Linked DNA regions of Homo sapiens: region 1 is linked to region 2. A link is an interaction called in ENCODE POLR2A ChIA-PET data of the cell type or tissue named here. Cell type or tissue: PC-3. All regions are shown on one strand. Links, peaks and the distances in the headings refer to the core of each region. The heading gives the core; the rest is flanking DNA. Region 1 overlaps MYRFL (myelin regulatory factor like). Region 2 overlaps RAB3IP (RAB3A interacting protein).

Region 1 (5,386 bases), core at 335-5,334, 59 kb before region 2:
GGTTTCTTACTGACTATAATAAATATGTTGATATTTTTATAGAATAAAATATAGGGCTGCATACTATAAAAAAGACAAAACTGTTTTTATTTGCAGATAACATGACGCTATACAACTGATAAACAGAAATATTCAGAAAATTAAATAGGGGTTTCGGGTGATGGGTACACTAAAAGCCCAGACTTTATCAGTATGCCATATATGCATGTAAGAAGTCTGTCCTTGTACTCCTAAATATATAAAAATTAAAAACTTAAAAATAAGCTGGCCTGGCATAGTGGCTCACGTGTGTAATCCCAGCACTTTGGGAGGCCAAGGGAGGTGAATCATTTGAGGTCAGGAGTTCAAGACCAGCCTGATCAACATAGTGAAACCCTGTCTCTACTAAGAATACAAAAAAATTAGCCAGACATGGTGGCATGTGCCTGTAGTCCCAGCTACTCAGGAGGCTGAGGCAGGAGAATCCCTTGAACCCAGGAGGCAAAGGTTGCAGTGAGCCGAGATCACACCACTGCACTCCAGCCAGGGTGACAGAGTGAGTCTCCATCTCAAAAACAAAAAAATTAAAAATCCTCTCCCTCTCCCTCTCCCTCTCCCTCTCCCTCCCCCTCCCCCTCCACGGTCTCCCTCTGATGCCCAGCCGAGGCTGGACTGTGCTGCCGCCATCTCGGCTCACTGCAAACTCCCTGCCTGATTCTCCTGCCTCAGCCTGCCGAGTGCCTGAGATTGCAGGCACGCGCCGCCACGCCTGACTGGTTTTTGTATTTTTTGGTGGAGACGGGGTTTCCCGTGTTGGCCGGACTGGTCTCCAGCTCCTGACCGCGAGTGATCTGCCCGCCTCGGCCTCCCGAGGTGCCGGGATTGCAGACGAAGTCTCACTAACTCAGTGCTCAATGTTGCCCAGGCTGGAGTGCAGTGGCGTGATCTCGGCTCACTACAACCTCCACCTCCCAGCCGCCTGCCTTGGCCTCCCAAAGTGCCGAGATTGCAGCCTCTGCCCGGCCGCCACCCCGTCTGGGAAGTGAGGAGCATCTCTGCCTGGCCGCCCATCGTCTGGGATGTGAGGAGCCCCTCTGCCCCACCGCCCAGTCTGGGAAATGAGGAGCGCCTCTTCCCGGCCGCGATCCCGTCTGGGAAGTGAGGAGCGTCTCTGCCTGGCCAACCATCGTCTGGGATGTGAGGAGCCCCTCTGCCCCGCCGCCCAGTCTGGGAAGTGAGGAGCGCCTCTTCCCGGCTGCCTCCCCGTCTGGGAAGTGAGGATCGTCTCTGCCCGGCCGCCCATCGTCTGGGATGTGAGGAGCCCCTCTGCCCAGCCGCCCAGTCTGGGAAGTGAGGAGCGCCTCTTCCCAGCCGCCATCCCGTCTGGGAAGTGAGGAGCGTCTCTGCCTGGCCGCCCGTCGTCTGAGATGTGGGGAGCGCCTCTGCCCCGCCGCCCCGTCTGGGATGTGAGGCGCGCCTCTGCCTGGCCGCGACTCCGTCTGGGAACTGAGGAGTGTCTCTGCCCGACCACCACCCCGTCTGGGAGGTGAGGAGCGTCTCTGCCCGGCCGCCCCGTCTGAGAAGTGAGGAGCCCCTCCGCCCGGCAGCCGCTTCATCTGGGAAGTGAGGAGCCCCTCCGCCCAGCAGCCACCCCGTCCGGGAAGTGAGGAGCGTCTCTGCCCGGCAGCCGCCCTGTCCAGGAGATGGGGGGCAGCCCCTGCCCGGCCAGCCGCCCCGTCCGGGAGGGAGGTAGGGGGCAGCCCCTGCCCGGCAGCTGCCCCGTCCGGGAGATGGGGGGCGCCTCTGCCTAGCCGCCCCGTCTGGGAAGTGAGGAGCCCCTCTGCCCAGCCGCCACCCCGTCTGGGAGGTGTACCCAACAGCTCATTGAGAACGGGCCATGATGACGATGGTGGTTTTGTCGAACAGAAAAAGGGGGAAATGTGGGGAAAAGAAAGAGAAATCAGATGTTACGGTGTCTGTGTAGAAAGAAGTAGACGTAGGAGACTCCATTTTGTTCTGTACTAAGAAAAATTCTTCTGCCTTGGGATGCTGTTAATCTATAACCTTACCCCCAACCCCGTGCTCTCTGAAACATGTGCTGTGTCAACTCAGGGTTAAATGGATTAAGGGCGGTGCAAGATGTGCTTTGTTAAACAGATGCTTGAAGGCAGCACGCTCGTTAAGAGTCATCACCACTCCCTAATCTCAAGTACCCAGGGACACAAACACTGCGGAAGGCGGCAGGGTCCTCTGCCTAGGAAAACCAGAGACCCTTGTTCACATGTTTATCTGCTGACCTTCCCTCCACTATTGTCCTATGACCCTGCCAAATCCCCCTCTGTGAGAAACACCCAAGAATGATCAATAAATACTAAAAAAAAAAAAAAAAAAAATTAAAAATTAAAAATAAACAGCCTGCCTGCAAGCCTTTGAGCTATTTAAAATAGCTCAAAATTTATTTATTTAAAATAAATAAATAAATAGGTAGTTGGTTAAAATTAAATATGAAAACTAATTGCTGTATATAAAGAAATAAGAACCATTCAATCATGCAGATACATATACTAGGAAAAAAGATTTTATTCAAAATAACCAAAATAACAAAAAGCATAAGATATCTAAATATATATTTAGAGACAATGTTTCACTAAAAACTCTATGAAAGGCCTTAAGAAAAGATTTGAATAAATGAAGAGACCTACATTGTTCTTAGGCTGAAAGACAACATTGCAAAAACCTTACTACACATTATTTAGGATGCCTGCCAACCCCACATATTTGTTTTCTGAGAATTTCCCCTTATAAAGATAGTCTCCTGCAGCCATAATTGTAATACATAACCTCTACAGGCATCTGAATCAGGGAAAACCAATCCATTGGTTGGACAGTGACCAATTCAACTATTTCTCCCAAGAATTTGAACTCGTGGACTTTAAAGCTAGTAGTTCAGATTAAGTCATACAATAGCTAAGGCAGAGGACTAGAGCGATAGTCTAAATATTTCTGATCCTAGCTGGGTACCACAGCTCATGCCTGTAATCCCAGCATTTTGGGAGGCCAAGGCAGGTGGATTGTTTGAACTCAGGAGTTGGAGACCAGCCTGGGCAACGTAGCGAAACCCCATGTCTACAAAAAACTCCCCCAAAGATGAGCCAAGATGGTGGTGTGTGTCTGTAGTCCCAGATTCTCAGGAGGCTAAGGTGGGTGGTTCTTCTGAGCCCGGGAGGTTGAGGCTACAGTGAGCCATGATCGCACCACTGCACTTCAGCCTAGGCAACAAAGCTAGACCTTGTCTCAAAATAAAATATTATGTAAGTGATATTATGTCCTTCTCAGTGCCTTACATCAGAAGGATAATAATGTTCTGTTATGACTGATGTTAATGTTGATTCCTTGGTTAAAGTACTGTCTGCCAGCTTTCCTCACTGTAAAAGCTCTCCTTTTATAATTTGTGGGGAGATACTTTGAGATTTTGCATACATACTGTTTCTCATCAAATTTTTACCCAATAGTTTTAGCATGTTTTGATGTTCATAAGTATTTTAATACAAAAAATGAAAAACAAACTGAAATATGTTCTGTTTTGGTTTAAGCCTCGGTATTCAGCAAAAATTATTTCTTTCAACTTTGATTTTAGAAATAAAGGGTGCATGTGCAAGTTTGTTCCATAAGTATATTGCATGATGCTGAGATTTAAAGTATAGATCCCATCATCCAGGTAATAAGCATTTATAGACAATTTTTTCCAGTCCTGAATCTAATCCAGAATAACATAATGCATTGGGTTATCATGTCTTTTTAGATTTTTCAAAAAGTACAGGCTAGTTGTTTATAGGATGTCCCTCAGTTTTAGTTTGCCTCCTATTATCTTATGGTTAAATTCAAATTGTATATGTTTGACAAGAATATTACATAAGTAAGATCCATTCCATGAAATATTATGCAGCCATTGTAATAAATTTTACAATGTCTCAAGAGAAAAAAGTGGGTTGCAAAATCTTGTATGCGGTGAATTTCTTTCCCAATATAAAGGCAACAGATAGACAATTCCAAAATGAAAAAGTTGAGGGTATAAGACTCCTTTAAGTCCCTCTTGAAAGTAGCTCCTTAACAATAAAATTCAGCCAATCAAGAATGAATCACAAGAAAAAAAACAAAGAATACAGAAACTGAGGTGAAAAACAACCATGGATGAAGAGCGAATTCATGTAAATATAGGATTTAGACTGAAATTCTAAGGGGATTTTGGCTACAGATCAAAATGGAAAAGTAATAAACCCTGACAAAGAAAAAATAATATAATCAACAAAAATTGGAAGGCAGGGAGATGGGAGGTGGGAAGAGATGTAATACTAATTATCTCACCACTCATATCTCAGAATTCGTCTTTACTACCTAAACCTGTACCATTTGGTTAAAAAAACTTCTTCAACTTTTTAGTCATTTTCTAAATCCCCTTTCCTTAATCTTGGAAGAATCCTTTAGAACTGATAGTTTTAACAATAAATAATTACTTTTTTCAGAATTAAAATTCTGTAATTCCTTTAGTTTTCCTTCAAGTTATTTTTATTCTGTTAAATTCAAGTAAAATTAATATTTTATATTAAATTTAATATTTTATTAAAATAGTGCATATAAGATCATTTCTTATAATGATAATTTCTATCCATCTATCTACCTACTGATTGTATTAGTCTGTTTTCATGCTACAGATAAAGACACACCCAAGACTGGGCAATTTACAAAACGAAGAGGTTTATTGGACTTACAATTCCACATAGATAGGGAGGTCTCACAATCATGGTGGAAGGTGAAAGGCACATTTCACATGGTGTCAGACAAGACAAGAGAGCTTGTGCAGGGAAACTCCCATTTTTAAAATCATGAGGTCTCATGAAATTCATTCACTATCACAAGAACAGCACAGGAAAGACCTCCCCCTATGATTCAATCATCTCCCACCAGGTCCCTCCCACAACACGTGGGAATTATGGGAGCTACAAGATGAGATTTGGGTGGGGACACAGAGCCAAACCACATCACCCATCCATCCACCCACATATCCTTCTATCTGTAGATATTCATGGAGAGATGATGAAATAACATCCCACCACCATTAACACTGGTTAGATTATAGGATTGAGGGCAATTGATCATTATTTTCAAGTCCTAATTTTAAACTTTGGAAAAATATTTTATACAACTTTGGGTAAAATGATTTTCTAAAACAATTAAAAAATCAAATTGCCAAAATCAACTCAAAAATAAAGAGAAAGTCTGAAATGACAAATAGCCCTGGAATAAACAGAGAAAAATTTCACCATAACCATCACCCTACCCCTGCATAAACAAGCAAGGTTCCAATGACATCAAGGATCATGCTGTTAAAACTTTAACAATATAACTC
Region 2 (5,386 bases), core at 172-5,171:
AAGAAAATCATCTTATTTTCACATATTTCTTATATCCATACTTTGTAAGCGCACTCTAGCAATAAATTTTGACTAGCCAGATCATTAAAGCCACCCACTCTCCTCTAGACAACACATGACAGTTTCCTCCCTTAATGAAATACTGAGATTAAGAAACTTACCAAGTTTCCAGCAGGTACTCCAAGGTCAGCCAGGTAGAAAATGGAACTGAAGAATCCCTGAAAGCAGCCAGCTCTAGATAAAGCCTCCCCCATCTTAATACTGCATTATTTTGTACTAAAAATTTTGCTGGCAAAAATGATAACTGACACCTCAGTGATGAGAACTAACAAGTATCAACAGAGTCAGAGGGGACAGTCCTTGATGAGTTACCTCTTTGCAGTCTTTTACAATTGGCTGTATCACACTGAGGTCCTGATGACTGCCACTCATAGCACTGCTTGTGCTTTTATTTCTTGTATGCCCCTTTTTAAAAGGTGTCTTTCCACCTGGCAAAGGCTCCTGCGTAGGTGATGTTGGAGAACTGGACAATACAAGTGTCTTCAATGCAGCTACTTCAGCTTGAAGTACATCAATCTTGGAAAGAAATCAACATAGTCACATACATTAAATACGTTTCATGACATATGCAGCTAAATATTAGCAATCTGGTCAAAACACTTTCAAAGATGAAAAGTAAGTTTAATTTGTATTTCCTGTGGAGTAATAAAAAGAAACTAAAATCAAGTTTTTTGATGTTTCCATATGGTTTGGATTCATCTATTATTAACAACGTCAAATGAGCCTGTGAAAATTACCAAAATATCTAACATTTATGTGAATTTTCAAAATCCTCAAAATATAATAGCTTATGATTAGTTGTAGAAGTTCACTCCTAAAACAGTAAAATCTAATAACATTTAGGTGGCTTTTCTCAGTGAATTTAAAAACTAAGTATTAACATTAAAATGTGATTCTATAATCCTTTGGATAATTCATGTGATTTACAAGGTTTTAAATCATTTGGTTCTCATATAAATGGACACGAAATGTTTACTATTAATTATACCTACATAGTAGCTATTTTCTTCTATTTTTCTGTAGTTTCCAAATTGAAAACAAGCACTACTTTACGATCAGAACAAAATCCAACAGATGTTAAGGTATCTTTAAAACAGTTATCACAAATTTATTTTATACTATTAAGAGCTGCAAAAACTCACTTTTCCTTGTGCTTCTTTTAGCTGTTTTTCTGCTGTTGCCTGCTTGATATTTGCTTCTCTCACCATTTTATGAGCTTCCTGAAAAAGTTAACATCTCAAATTTTAGAAACAAAGTAGCATTTGTTTTCAAAAAGTTCTTGCCAAATGTTTACAATTGAAGCAAAGATATACTACCAAAAGTTAGCCTGAAGTTAAGTATTCAATGTCAACTATGGAAGCAGCAGTTGACAACAGAGACAAACTATGAGACATTAGGAATAGGTGCCTTCTTTTAGGACCTATTACCACTGAGGCAGCCAAGTTGAGATCAATCATCCGGATAGATACTTGCGTAAGGACTGTGAATGTGACGAAGGCAAACAATGACCAATGTGTCAAAGCCAACTCCTTTGCAGTCAGCTTTTTATAATGTGGTCACTATATATGTTCTTATTAGTCAAAGCAAAGACATACAGGAGGGACAAGTAAAAACATTAACACACCAATAATGTTGCAGTTTATAGTAATGACAGCTAAGAAGCCTTAGAGCTTTCAATAAAAACATTCCCAAAATTTTATTATGTGACAATTTTGTGAAGAGCAACCTAAAAAGGCAAATCAGTTTACCCTTTAATAGAGTTTTAATCTTCTAGTACCACAAATATGAAACTCTAGGTATTTAATTCCTTTTTATTCATATAATGTTTATTCATGAGACATTTACTCATGTCATCTCCTTGTGAGGTACTGCTCCAGATGCTGATTACGTACTGGGAAAGGACAAAGTCCCTGCTCTTAAGGAGCTTACATTCTGTTTATATGTATTAACCAAATAAAACATCGGAATAAGAATTGTGGGTTTTATTCTAAATGCAATATGAAGCCTTACAGTTTTTTTAAGGAAGACATGATCATTTTATTTTTAAAAGATTATGCCCTTGTATAGAATAATCCCTGTAAGGGATTAAGAATGGACTGGAAGCATATATAGGGTGCTTGAGATAGTGCCCCGAGATTTAAGAACTTACATTTTAGAACTTTAGTTTACAATTTATCAGAGGAAGGAAGGAAATGAGCTTCAAAGATATTTAATGAATAGTTTGACAATGGCACCCTCACTAGATCTGTCAAAATGCACAGTGGTAGAATGGAAAGGTGGAAGTTCTTTACATCAGAGTTTGACTGTTTGTTTCCCGTTTGTTCATTAGCTTTTACAGTATTGTAACACTGCAGTTTGTGTGTGCCCATGAATGTGAATTTGCAGCTTATACTAGTTTAAATAGGAGAATCTTTACTATCAATGATTTATAGCAAAATGATATTAACCATGAAGATATTCCATGCACTATTATTCTGGCTATCTTGGCAAAGTCCTTAAGAGCTGTCAAATTTAATGAGTTAAATATTCTCCTTTTAAAAATAACAAATGTTTCAGATTTGCTGAATTTTTCTGGGACAAGTGGCTGTCAACACAAAACTATCTGGCAATGTTTTAAAAATAATAAACACAGCTAATCTGACCCTTCAAGATAAGTAACATTTTAACTTTAAATGAAAAAGTAATTCATACTATGGAGAGAATAGTTGACTAAATTTTTGGAAATGGACTCTGTTTTCATTAATAGTGGATTATGCAATTTGTACCAAACCTCCAACGGAGAACGATTAGAAAAGCTAGAAAAGTTTTTTGTTTGTTTTTAAAATATGTTTGAAGGTATCTGAGAACAAAATAGTGAAGTAAACTTAGAGTAATGTGAAATTTTAGGTGACTTTTCCACTACAGACATAAGGGTTACAGTGAAAAGGTATAACATACATATAATTGGAGCCCCAAAAGGAAAGATGAGCACTAGACTGGGGCAGGATCAGTTGCTAAAAAGATGACATGCAGAATTTTTACAGAATTTTTTAAAAATTGACAAAAAACATCAAAAGGTAGACTCAAAAAAAGTTTGAAAATTTTCCATCACACTGCCCTTCCAAAGCTGAAAATGATGTAAGTATCACCTATACCAGGAGTCGGTAAACTTTTTCTGTAAAGAGTCAAACACTATGTATACATATACAGCCTCAGCTGCAACTCCTCAGCTCTGCTGTTGCAATATGAAAGCAGCCATAGACAATACACAAATTAGTGTGGCTGTTTTAATAAATATTTATGAACACTGAAATATACATATCATTTTGTTTTTCTTTTAGCATATCCAGCACCTCTCAGTTACCTTTTTTTTGGAGGGGAGGTGGTGCGCAAACAAGATCTACCTTCTTAGCAAATTTGTAACATACGATATAGTCGTGCTGTACATTGGGTCTTCAGAATTTATCTATCCTGCATAACTGACACTTTGTACCAATGACCGACATCTCCCGTTTCTCCCACTTTCCAGCCCCTGACAACCACCAATCTACTCTGTGCTTCTATGAGCTCGACTATTTTAGATTCCACATATAAGTGAGATAATGTAGCATTTGTCTTTCTGTCTTGCTTATTTCACTTAGCAAAATGTCCTCCAGGTTCGCTCATGTTGTTGCAAAAGGCAGGATTTCCATTTTAAGACTGAGTAGTATTCATATACACACACATACCCCCCACATTTTCTTTATCCATTCATCAATAGACATATAACTTGTTTCCATAACTTTGCTACTGTGAATAATGCTGCAATGAACATGGAAGCACAGATAACTCATCAGGATAGCAATTTTCTTTTGGATATATATCTGGAAGTGGGATTGCTGGATCATGCGGTAGCTTTATTTTTAATTTTTTGAGCAGAAACTTCCATACTGTTTTCCATAATGGCTGTACCAATTTACATTCCCACCAATAGTGGACAAGTTCCTTTTCTCCACATCCTTGCCAACATTTACTATCTTTTGTATTTTGATAATAGCCATTCTAACCAGTGTGGGGTGCTATCTCATTGGGGAGTGACTGGCATTTACCTGATGATTACTGATGCTGGGTATCTTATCATATACCGGTTGGCCATTTGTATGTCTTCTTAGGAGAAATGTCTATTTAGGCCCCTAGCCCATCTTTCAATTGGGTTGTTTTTTGCTACTGCATGCCTTATATACTTTGGATATTAACTCCTTATCAGATACACGGTTTGCAAATGTTTTCCCATTCAGTATGCCGCTTCTTCATTTTGTTGACTGTTTTTTGCTGGGCAGAAGCTTTTTAGTTTGATGTACTCCCACTTGTCCATTTTGTTTTTGTTGCCTGTGCTTTTGGTGTCACATCCAAAAAAATCACTGCCCAGACCAATGTCAAGAAGCTTTTTCCTTGTTTCTTCTGAGTTTACAGTTTCAGGTCTTATGTGTAAGTCTTTAATCCATTTGAATTGATTTTTCTTTATGGTGTGAGATCAGGGTCTAATTTCGTTCATTTGCATGTGGATATCCAATTTTCTCAGCAGCATTTATTGATAAGACTATCTACTCCCCACTAGGTGTCCTTAGCATTTTTGTTGAGGGTCAGCTAACCAAAAATGTGTCATTTCTGGGCTCTCTATTCTCTTCTATTGGTCCACATGTCTGTTTTTATATCAGTGCCATACTGTTTTTACTGCTGTAACTTTGTCATGTACTTTGAAATCAGGAAGTGTGATGCATCCAGCTTTATTTTTCTTGCTCAAGATTACTTTGGGGCTGGGCATAGTGGCTCACGCCTGTAATCCCAGCACTTTGGGAGGCTGAGGCAGGTAGATCACCTGAGGTCAGGAGTTCAAGACCAACCTGGCCAACATGGTGAAACCCGTTTCTACTAAAAATACAAAAATTATCTGGGCGTGGTGGTGCACACCTGTAATCCCAGCTACTCAGGAGGCTGAGGCAGGAGAAAAGCTAGAACCCAGGAGGCGGAGGTTATAGTGAATCAAGATCGCACCATTGCACTCCAGCCTAGGCAACAGAGCAAGACTCCATCTCAGAAAAAAAAAAAAATTACTTTGGCTATTAACGTTTTTTGTAGCTCCATATGAACTTCCTACTTCTGTAAAAAATGCCATTGGGATTTTCACAGGGATTGCATTGTATCTGTAAATCACTTGGGTAGAATAGACATTTTAACAGTATTAATTCTTCCAACCAATGAACACAAATCTCTTTCCATCTGTGTCTTAATTCCCTTCATTAACTGTATTATAATTTTCAGTATACAAGTCTTTTTGCCTCTTTGGTTAGGTTTATTCCTAAGTATT

What was found. Peaks named below come from ENCODE experiments on the same cell type or tissue, not always from the same donor. Only the 100,000 strongest peaks of a DNase experiment are listed, where the experiment ranks them.
Region 1: POLR2A ChIA-PET joins it to region 2 with 5 read pairs; 2 of 35 experiments call an interaction of 5 or more read pairs at or near these places.

Annotation. Positions count from the first base shown.
Region 1 is chr12:69,849,566-69,854,951 of GRCh38, reverse strand. All of the region lies in intron 1 of MYRFL (myelin regulatory factor like), which reads right to left. Among named protein-coding and RNA genes, the nearest start is that of MYRFL, 27 kb to the right of the region's middle. In PC-3, for the core only: no CTCF peak of the experiment used is centred there; a DNase peak (open chromatin) is centred at 2,791.
Region 2 is chr12:69,790,331-69,795,716 of GRCh38, reverse strand. RAB3IP (RAB3A interacting protein) reads right to left here. Exons shown (of 11, transcript NM_022456.5): 5 at 1,203-1,280; 6 at 373-576. Among named protein-coding and RNA genes, the nearest start is that of MYRFL, 32 kb to the left of the region's middle. In PC-3, for the core only: no CTCF peak of the experiment used is centred there; no DNase peak of the experiment used is centred there.